Linked DNA regions of Homo sapiens: region 1 is linked to region 2. Evidence: chromatin contacts called from ENCODE Hi-C or POLR2A ChIA-PET data. All regions are on one chromosome and are shown on one strand. The core of a region is the stretch at or near the end of the contact, and the rest is flanking DNA. Distances in the headings are between cores, read along the strand shown. Region 1 has its middle 140 kb from the start of CAPN13. Region 2 overlaps LCLAT1 (lysocardiolipin acyltransferase 1).

Region 1 (4,728 bases), core at 199-2,698, 160 kb after region 2:
AGAATGCATCTATGGCCAGGTCTGGGATGCCCAGCTTGCTGGTAACTGCCTCTTAAACAATGACAGTTGTGGCTGCCACTGTGGGAAGCTTCACTGTTGAGACTTTCACATGTGTTTCCTCACTGGATCTCAGTTTCTAATTATACCTTCCTTTGTGTGGATATTTAATGGTCGTATCCACACTAGACTGTGTGGGAGCAAGGACTGGCTCTAGTTTTGCTCATTGTCGGATCTTTGGCATTGAATCCATTTAAAATGGAAGACTGAATGAACACATTAATGAATGGCTCCATTTGGTGTTAAATTTTAATATAATGTATGTGTATGTGTAACCTATTTATAAACATTTACATGCTATTTCATACATGGAATAACTTTGGAAAAATAAGAATATACCAGACATGAAAATTGAGCTTGACTCCTAGAAACAGAGGCTGGGGATTCCTGGGTGATAGGAAAATATATTTTCACTTCATGTGTTCCTGTCTCTCCCCCATCATCCTGCTTTTACAATGAGCAAAAAAAGTTTACAGAGTAGATTATACTAATCGCATTGTTCCACAACTCTCTCTTCCACTGAACCCAATATGGGGGGTATCTTTTGTGTCTGTCAGCCTGGCCTTGATTTTGCATCCTTATGGGCTGCTGATCCACATTCCAGCTCTCTTCAAGCCCACTCTCTGTTGGGTGGACTCCACACTTGGGTTTGGGGATGCTGGTTTGCCCCTCACCTCTTGGGTGCTGTATCAATTTCTTGAGGAGGCATGGCCTGCATTACAGCTGGCTGGGATCTGGCTATTCGAAGTGGACGAGGTGGGAAAGTGGCAGAAGTGAGTGCTGTCCTGAGGACCCCAGACAGATGAAAGATGCAGTCCAGGCTGAGTAAGGGGAGAAGTCAGAGTCCAGTAGAGCCAGAAAGCTGTGGGGTGGTGTGCACTGTGTGCTGGATGATCCTGATGGGCAGGCTGGGGCTTCCAAAAAGAGGGAGGACTCTGTCTAGCTAGGCCTCTTGGTCCCTGATGCCAATGATGGATGGTTTTTTTCACAAGCTCTACAAATCCAGAGCCAGTCTTTTCTGCCAGTTTCCCCTCCTGCAGACCTTAGACAGGATCCAGATCTCCCAGCCGTTGTCCAAGGAAGCTGCAGGCAGGAGACAGTGGACGTGCTTGAGAAACTTTAACTTGGGAGTCACAAGACTGGGATACAGTCTTGGCTCTACTAGTTACTCATGCAACCCCTCTGAGCCCTGTTAAATTGAACTAAATTTGGCCTGAGGCTGCCTTCCTACTTTGAGTTCATACATAGCAAACTGCAACTTAACTTTGTATGTAAACAAACTGCAACTTCACTAAGAGTATATTCCTGTAACAAATAGCTGAGTTTCAGCCAGTTAGAGCAGCTGAGCTTCAGCCAATCACAGGCTACCAACTGATCAGATCATGTCCTTATAAGGCAAATGCCCAGCTGTAATCAGTCAAGCGTTCTGTGTGTCACTTCCTTTTTCTATCTGTAAATACTGCCTGCTCACGTTGCCAAGTGTAGCTCTCTGAACCTCTCCTGGTTCTGAGGACTGCCTAATTCATGAATCATTATTTGTTCAAATACACTGCTCAATTTAATTTATCTAATTTTTTTCTCTTACCAGCCCAAATTGACTTCCATTATATCAGGTTTTAGGATATATTCACTTAATAGCATGCAAAGTGGTTTCATATGATTATTTTAATTTTCCTTTCTATGTTTACTCCGCCTGTTTCTTTGTTATTTGTATCTTCTTTTTCATTTCTCAATTTACTCTTTTCAAAGGACCAGCTTTTGGATTTATGTATTGGTACTATGTTTCTCTGTTATCAAATTAATTACTTTGTTTTTATATTTTCCTTCCTGCTGTTTTTCTCTTTCTGAACTGAATCTTATTCACCTGTTTTATTATTTTTTTTTTTTACTGATTTTTCCTCTGAGCACTGCTTTATTTATATCCTCATTGGATTTAACGTGTGTACTTTATTATTTTAATACACACACTTAATTCTATTTGTTTCTATTTTCCCCTTTACCCTAAGAGTAAGGAGTTTATTAATTTAGAAAGGAGTTTATTAATTTTCAGATGAAAAGAATGTTTTTATTATATTGTTATTCATTTTTAATTTTATTACATTTATTGTGACTAGACTATTTATTGAGGTTCTCTTTGTGGCTTAATGTAAGGTTTTCATGAGTGTTTATCTTCACTTGGCATTGAAAAGGTGTGTTCTCTATTATTAGGATACAGTACTTGCCCTGTGATCTTACTAAGGTTGACTATAACTTGACCTATTTCTTTTTGTTTGTTTTCTTGATCTGCCCTAGACTGAGACATAAATTTAAATCTCTTATTATGTGTGTTTATCAATTTCTCCCGATTTTTTCCATAATTCTTACTATATAAAATTTGCTACTGTGTTGACTGCCATGTTCATAATTCTTACATCTGAGTTGTAAATTACAACCCTTGGCATTATAAAGTGTCTTTGTCTTGTATAGTGATTTCTGAACCCTCCCTTTCCTTACATTAACTTCATGAATCTTGATTTTTTTCATCTTGGCATTTACCTAGTGTGACATTGCCCATTCTTTTATTTTCAGCCTTCCTGAATCATTTGGTTTTAGGTATGCCTTTTGCATGGTGCACAGAGTTTGGTTTTGCTCTATGAGTCTATCTGAAATCTTCTTAAGAGGTGAATTTAGCACATTTACATTTATAGATATGACAAATACATTTGTTTAGGGTTTTGTCATATAATTTTTTTTTTTTGAGACAGGGTCTCACTGTTGCCCAGGCTGGAGTGCAGTGGCCCAATCTCAGCTCACTACAGCTTCTGCCTCCCAAATTCAAGCAATTCTCCTGCTTCAGCCTCCCAAGTAGCTGGGATTACAGGTGTGCCCCACCATGCCTAGCTAATTTTTTTTTTTTTTTTTTTTTTTTTTTTTTTTTTTTAGTAGAGACAGGGTTTCACCATGCTGGCCAGGCTGGTCTTGAACTCCTGGTCTCAAGTAACCTGCCTGCCTCAGCTTCCCAAAGTGCTGAGATTACAGGTGTGAGCCACCATGCTTAGCCTTGTCATATAATTTTATATCATGTTTCTTGTTTTTACTTTTAATTTTTACTTATCTTTTAGTTTTTTACCCTGTGGCTTTTATTCTTTTATTTATTCTTTTATTCTTTTTTCCCTTTGTCCTTTTTTTTGTGTGTGTGGTTCTTCTCATGTTAAGAAGGTGAATTGTTGTTGTTTTTCTAGTATTTACCTTTAAGATTAAAGCTTTATGTATGGCCTTAGCTTTCCTTAGGCAGAATATATTAGTTCTTTTCTATAAACAAGAATAAAACTAGCATGCTTCCTTTTCCCTTTCCTCTACCATGCTCTCCTGGTTAATGAAATTATCTTTTTGCATTTATCTTCACCAGGTTAAATATGCACATACTTCTATTGCCTAACCAGTTTTTTTAATTATCACATGTTACAGAGAAGGCAATTAGCAAAACTTACTTTGTTTCCAATATTTTTTACCCCTCTTCTTCACTTAAAATAATTGTATTAACTATATATTGTCAGAACAGATTTTTATATTTTGACTTGTGACTCACATCTCCATTGTTCCTTTCGTTTTTATAGTCCTGCTCTCGAGTTCACAATAAACAGCTTCAAATAATATTATACCATTAAACATGTAGTTTAAGAAGCTCAGCACAGTGTAATCCCATTTCCTCCCTCCCATTCTTTATGCTATTTTTGTCATATATTTTACCTGTTGTAAAGAGACTTTTAAAAGGAACAAAACGTCTTTTCTATTTATCCCCATTTTTACCAGTTCTAGCAATCTTCATTTTTTGTGGAGATCTAAGTTTCCATTTGATATATTCCTTCTGTCTGCAAAAGTTCCTTTACAAGTTTTTATAGTGAAGACCTGCGGGTAATGAATTCTCTCAGGTTTCTTTGCCTGAAAAAGTATTTATTTTGCCTTTGTTTTAAAAAGATATTTTTGCTGGCTATAAAATTATGAACTGACAGGTTTTTGGTTTCCTGCCCCTGCCCTCCCCAGCACTTTAAAGATGTTTTTCTAGCTCTGGTTTGCAGAGATTAAAAATCTGCTATAATTCTAATCTTTTCTCCTGTTTGCATGATTACCCTCCTCTTTGGTTGTTTTCAAGGTTTTATCTTTATCTTTGGGTTTCAGTGGTTTGACCATGATGAGCTTAAGTTTTGTTTTGTTTTTATTTATTCTTGTTGGGGTTTGCTAAGATTCATGGAATTATGGTTTGTTGCTTTGAATTAATTTTGGAAAGTTCTTAGACATTGTATATTCAAATAGTTCTCTTTTCACTCTTTTTTTCTTTTTTTTCTTTTTCTTTTTCTTTTTCTTTTGAAGCCGGATTCTCACTCTGTTGCCCAGGCTGGAGTGTAGTGGCACGATCTCAGTGCACTGCAACCTCTGCCTGCCTGGTTCAAGCAATTCTTCTGCCTCAGCCTCCTGAGTAGCTGGGATTACAGGTACCCACCACCACACTCAGCTAATTTTTGTAGTTTTAGCAGAGACAGAGTTTAACCATGTTGGTCAGGCTGAACTCGAACTCCTGACTTCAGGTGATTCACCTGCCTCGGCCTCCCAAAGTGCTGGGATTACAGGCATGAGCCACTGCGCCTGGCCCTGGCTCTCTTTTTCTTCTGGGATCCCAGTGTTAGATCATTG
Region 2 (4,536 bases), core at 716-3,215:
CCTGATTGTTCAGCCAGGATTTCCAATTCTATGTTGAATAGGAGTAGTGAGAGAGCATCTTTGTTTTGTGCCAGTTATCAAGGGGAATGCCTTCACTTTCGTCCATTCAGTATGATATTGGCTGTGGTTTTTGTCATAGATGGTTCTTATTATTTTGAGGTATGTTCCTTAAAAGCCCAGTTATTGAGAGTTTTCAACATGAATGGGGTGTTGAATAGTATAGCTGTCCAGTGGGAATATATTTTGTTTCTAAATTCACCATGTGTTGTCTCCATATTTCAGGATTAGGTCAAAGCAGAATACTTTTTTTTTTTCTTTTTAAGGCAGAGTCTCATTGTCTCCCCCAGGCTGGAGTGCAGTGGCCTGATCACTGCAACCTCTGCCTCCTGGGTTCAAATGATTCTCCTGCCTCAGCTTCCCAAGTAGCTGGGACTACAGATGCATGCCACCATGCCTGGCTAATTTTTGTATTTTTAGTAGAGTGGGGTTTTGCATGTTGGTCAGGCTGGTCTCAAACTCCTGACCTCGAATGATCCACCCGCCTTGGCCTTTCAAAGTGCTGGGATTCCAGGCATAAGCCACGACGCCCAACAAAGCAGAGTGCTATATGACAGATAAAATCAGTGTCATCAGCTGATGTGGAAGCCAAATGTGGCAGGGAGAGCAGGAATTTTATTAGCACATGGTCAAGAAGCCAAGTACAGATTAGGATTTGTGCCAGGTTCACCTGGACACTCTATTCTTGACTCAAACAGATGGTTTGTTTAGTAGCAAGGATTTTGGTGATAACAACTTTCAGAGAGTCTTCCTTTTGTGCCATCCTCTCAGAATTTGGACCGAATGCCTTCTCTATCTAATGTATAGTTGTCACCCTGAAATCTCCCTTTCAGGATCATCCTTCTTGACCTCTCATCTATGATGATCTCTTACTTGCTGTATTTCAGATCTCCCTTAGTCTTTGTTTACTTCTTTTAGTGGAGCCCATTTTCCAGTAGCTTCTTTTTAAAAGATTGTATGGGAAGTCACTTTTACACCTGGCATGTCTGACAGTGTTTTTCTACCAACTACTCTAACACTTGCTACAGGGACGGGTTGGAAATAATTTTCTTTAGAATCTTAAAGTTTTTGTTCTGTTTTTGTCTTGCTCCTGGTATTGGCTGCTGAGATGTTCAAAGCTGGTCTAATTTTTAATCCTTTGTATGTAACCTGTTTTTTCCTTTCTAGAAGGTTTGTGGAACGTTCTTTGTCTCCACTCTTCTGTAAGTTACAGTGGTATTCCTTGGTGAACATCTGTTTTCATCCATTATCTTTGCTATTAGTAGGCTCTGTTAATGTGGAATGTCATTTTCTCCGGTTCCGGGGAATTTTTTTGAGATTGTTGTTGCTGATTTCCCCCTCTCCAATTTCTCACAACTCTTTTTGGCCCTTGTATTACTGGCATATGGGACCTCGTGTCTTGGCCCTTTCATATATTCTTTCTGCTTTCCATCTCTTTATCTTCTGCTGGGCTTTTTGGGAGATTTTTTCTCAACTTTATTTTCTAACTCTTTGGTCGTGTATAATTTTTGCTAATCATTTTTGCTGTTTTAAACTTTCAGTAGCTCTTTTATTCTCTGGATATTTCCTTTCTTCATTTTATTTTCCCACAAGAACATGTTATTGTTTCCTGATTGCAGTATTTATTGTCTTTTTGAAAATGTTAAAGATAGTTTTCTTTGAAGTTTTCTTTTCCCCTGAATAGTTTATTTCCTTCAAGTATACTTTTTTTTCTGTTTAATTTAGTCTCTAATGTCATGTTAGAGTGTTTGCTCAGAAGTCTCATTATCTGTTCCTAATAAAAAATGGGTGATTTAGAAAGCCAGTAGAGGCTTGCACGTAGGTGAGGCTTGTGAACTTTGGGCTTTACTGAGGGGTGATTTATGTGGGCTGTTTATTAGGGAATCCCTCAATGTTTCTGTATTTTCGAACTCCTGACCTCAAGTGATCTGACCGCCTCGGCCTCCCAAAGTGCTAGGATTACAGGCATGAGTCACCGCGCCTGGCCTGTTTCTGTATTTTTGTCTTTCCTCATAGCCTGGTCAGACATCCCAGAGAGTACACTCCTGTCTTCTGCCTAGGACTGTGCTGTTCAATACTGTGGCCACTACCCACATGTAGCTATTTAAATTGAAATATAATTAAGTTAAAAATTCATTTCTTCAATGGCACTAGCCACATTTCAGATGCTCAATAGCTACATGTAGCTAATGGCTGCAGTTTTGGACAGCATAACTAGGGAACATTTCCATCATTGCAGAATATTCTATAGGACAACTGGCATAGGACCAAAGATCTTGTTGCCAGCCATCTGAGAGCTCATCCAGGGAAGATGGTCTGAGGTTTTAGCATTCAGGATTCAGCATGTATATGGTCACTTAATCCCACTGTTCTTAGAGTGGTGACCATGCCCTAAACTGTGCATTTCCTAATTGGGAAACTCTGTTTTACCTTCTCTAGAGAATAGACATGCAAGTTTATGCTGCGGTAGGAGAGGGACAGTTACCCAGAGGTGCAGAGAGAGAAGGGAATCTAGGAATCCACCTGCCCCTCACTCATTACCTAATCCTCTTTATTTTGGCAAACTGCCATTCATCTCCATTTGCATCCAGCAGTACCTGATGCTTCCGCCTCCTAGGCCTTAGGAGGATTCTGTGGGTTTGTTTTCAACTTTTTCCTCTGCTGGCTTACACTTTGTCTTTGCAGGTCAGCCAGGATAGTCAACATTTGGCTTTCTGCTTTCCAGCTTTTAAAATGTTGTTCTTTTTTTGGTTATTCTTTGTAGGTGTGGGATTTTTAGTGTGTTTTTTGAGAGAGCACAATTAGATATTTCATCTTAATATGAAACTCTTCAGACCTTTTTAGTTTTGTTTTTAGTTTTTTGGAATTCTTATTTTATTTCATGACACATTTGTTTTTATCAAAATTAATAAATTTATGTAAGCAAAAATAGAAAAAATTAACCACTGTATAATGTATATATAAAAGGTTATCATATTCTAGATAATGCTTTGTAACTCCTCATTTTCCTTATGTTGATATTGTTCTGCTGGATGTCTTCTCTTTGCCCTCTGGACACGCTCTCCATTCTTTTCTTTTGTCTGCCTCAAGAGACCCAGGGGGCACACTTTTCTCTTATTTCCAGTTGGGTGAGGTCAAGGGGAAGGAAGCCCTCGAAGGAGATAAAAGGGTGGATGGAGATTAAGGAGAGGATATTTATCTCCAGATAGCCTCTTTGTGGCATAATCTTGAGTTTACTATGCCCCTCTGTTGAAATCAGACCTATTAATACACCTAGAAATACATGTACTCACATACACAAATATACATAGATGTACACATTTTTAAAAAATTTGGCTTAAGGCAAAAATGGGATCATGCCATCTATTATATTTTGCAATCGGTTTTATTTACTGAATGTCAAGGATACCCAGTCATATCAGATGATGTGAGTTTCCTTATTCTCTTGAATGCCTGCTTAGTATTTCATAATAAATGTTAAAATAAATGTTCCCCCTTCTCTTATTGGTAGGCTTTATTATTGCCCACTGTTTATTATTACAAATTATACTTACATGAACAATGTTGTATCCATTTCTCTGTGTACTCCTATAAATATTTCTGCGTGATAGAGTTCTTGAAATATAATTATTAATTAAAAATGCACATTTCTGTCTTGACAAGTACTGCCTTATTACTAACTTAAAGGGTGGTACTTAATTTACAGTCTTAGTAGCAGGATAGAAAAATACATTTGTATCTATAGCCCTGCTAATGTTAAATATTGTGAATATTTTCAGTTTTTCTAATGAGATAGAAGGAAAATGGTACTTTAATTTATATTTTACTGATTACTAATGAACATATTTCACAAAAGATGTGTTAGGGTTTTTCACTGGAAAATTTGTTGAATCTAAACTGAGTTTAGATTAATTATTAATGTGTAGTTATATATAAATATACTGTTTGCTACATTTAACTATATGTATTTAAATATATAAATATCAATAAATATATGTATATATAAGTCAGCACAAGTTAATTTTCATTTTCCTGCATTTTTGGAAAAAATGGGGAATTTCTAGGGTTCCCTAGTTACTAGAGTAAAAAATGCAAGAAGTGCAACTTTAGTATAATGTAGTTGAGTGGTTTTGTGTGTACTTTATTGACCCCTAGTCTCATGAATGAATGAGTTTGCATTTGCTTAAACAATATGCTTAATTCATTATATGCTTTTATTATTCATTATTTACTTTTTGGCCTTTAAACTCTCTGCAGTTTTGGATTCTTTTCTCTGTGAAAAGAAAATATCTTGGGCCCCCCAAATCACTAAGCTAAAGGAAGAGGTCAAGCTGGGAACTGCTTAGAGCAAACCTGCTTCCCATTCTATTCGTAGTCACCCCTCTGCTAACTGAGATAAATACATATCTGCTTGCCTTCTGTGGAGGGGCTAATCAGAAACTCAAAAGAATGCAACCATTTGTCTCTTATCTACCTATG

What was found. Hi-C counts contacts between places; a loop is a spot of excess contacts on that map. ChIA-PET counts read pairs that join two places held with the same protein, here RNA polymerase II (POLR2A). Pooled maps may share reads with other maps.
Region 1: a map of PC-3 shows a loop between it and region 2 (2.1-fold over the local background). The contact joins two enhancer-like sites. A Hi-C loop is called at or near these places in 2 of 168 maps with a recorded cell type or tissue (PC-3 and gastrocnemius medialis) and 1 of 50 pooled maps. POLR2A ChIA-PET finds 5 or more read pairs at or near these places in 2 of 52 experiments (IMR-90 and activated CD4-positive, alpha-beta T cell).

What each region holds. Positions count from the first base shown.
Region 1 is chr2:30,665,248-30,669,975 of GRCh38, forward strand. No RefSeq gene overlaps it. Among named protein-coding and RNA genes, the nearest start is that of CAPN13, 140 kb to the right of the region's middle. Within about 2 kb of position 1,449, at least 15 of the 41 ENCODE cell types and tissues checked have a DNase peak (open chromatin) inside an H3K27ac peak, as active enhancers do; they include gastrocnemius medialis, where a contact is called at or near this core.
Region 2 is chr2:30,509,271-30,513,806 of GRCh38, forward strand. The region is part of intron 1 of LCLAT1 (lysocardiolipin acyltransferase 1); the gene reads left to right. Among named protein-coding and RNA genes, the nearest start is that of LCLAT1, 64 kb to the left of the region's middle. Within about 2 kb of position 1,966, at least 11 of the 41 ENCODE cell types and tissues checked have a DNase peak (open chromatin) inside an H3K27ac peak, as active enhancers do; they include gastrocnemius medialis, where a contact is called at or near this core.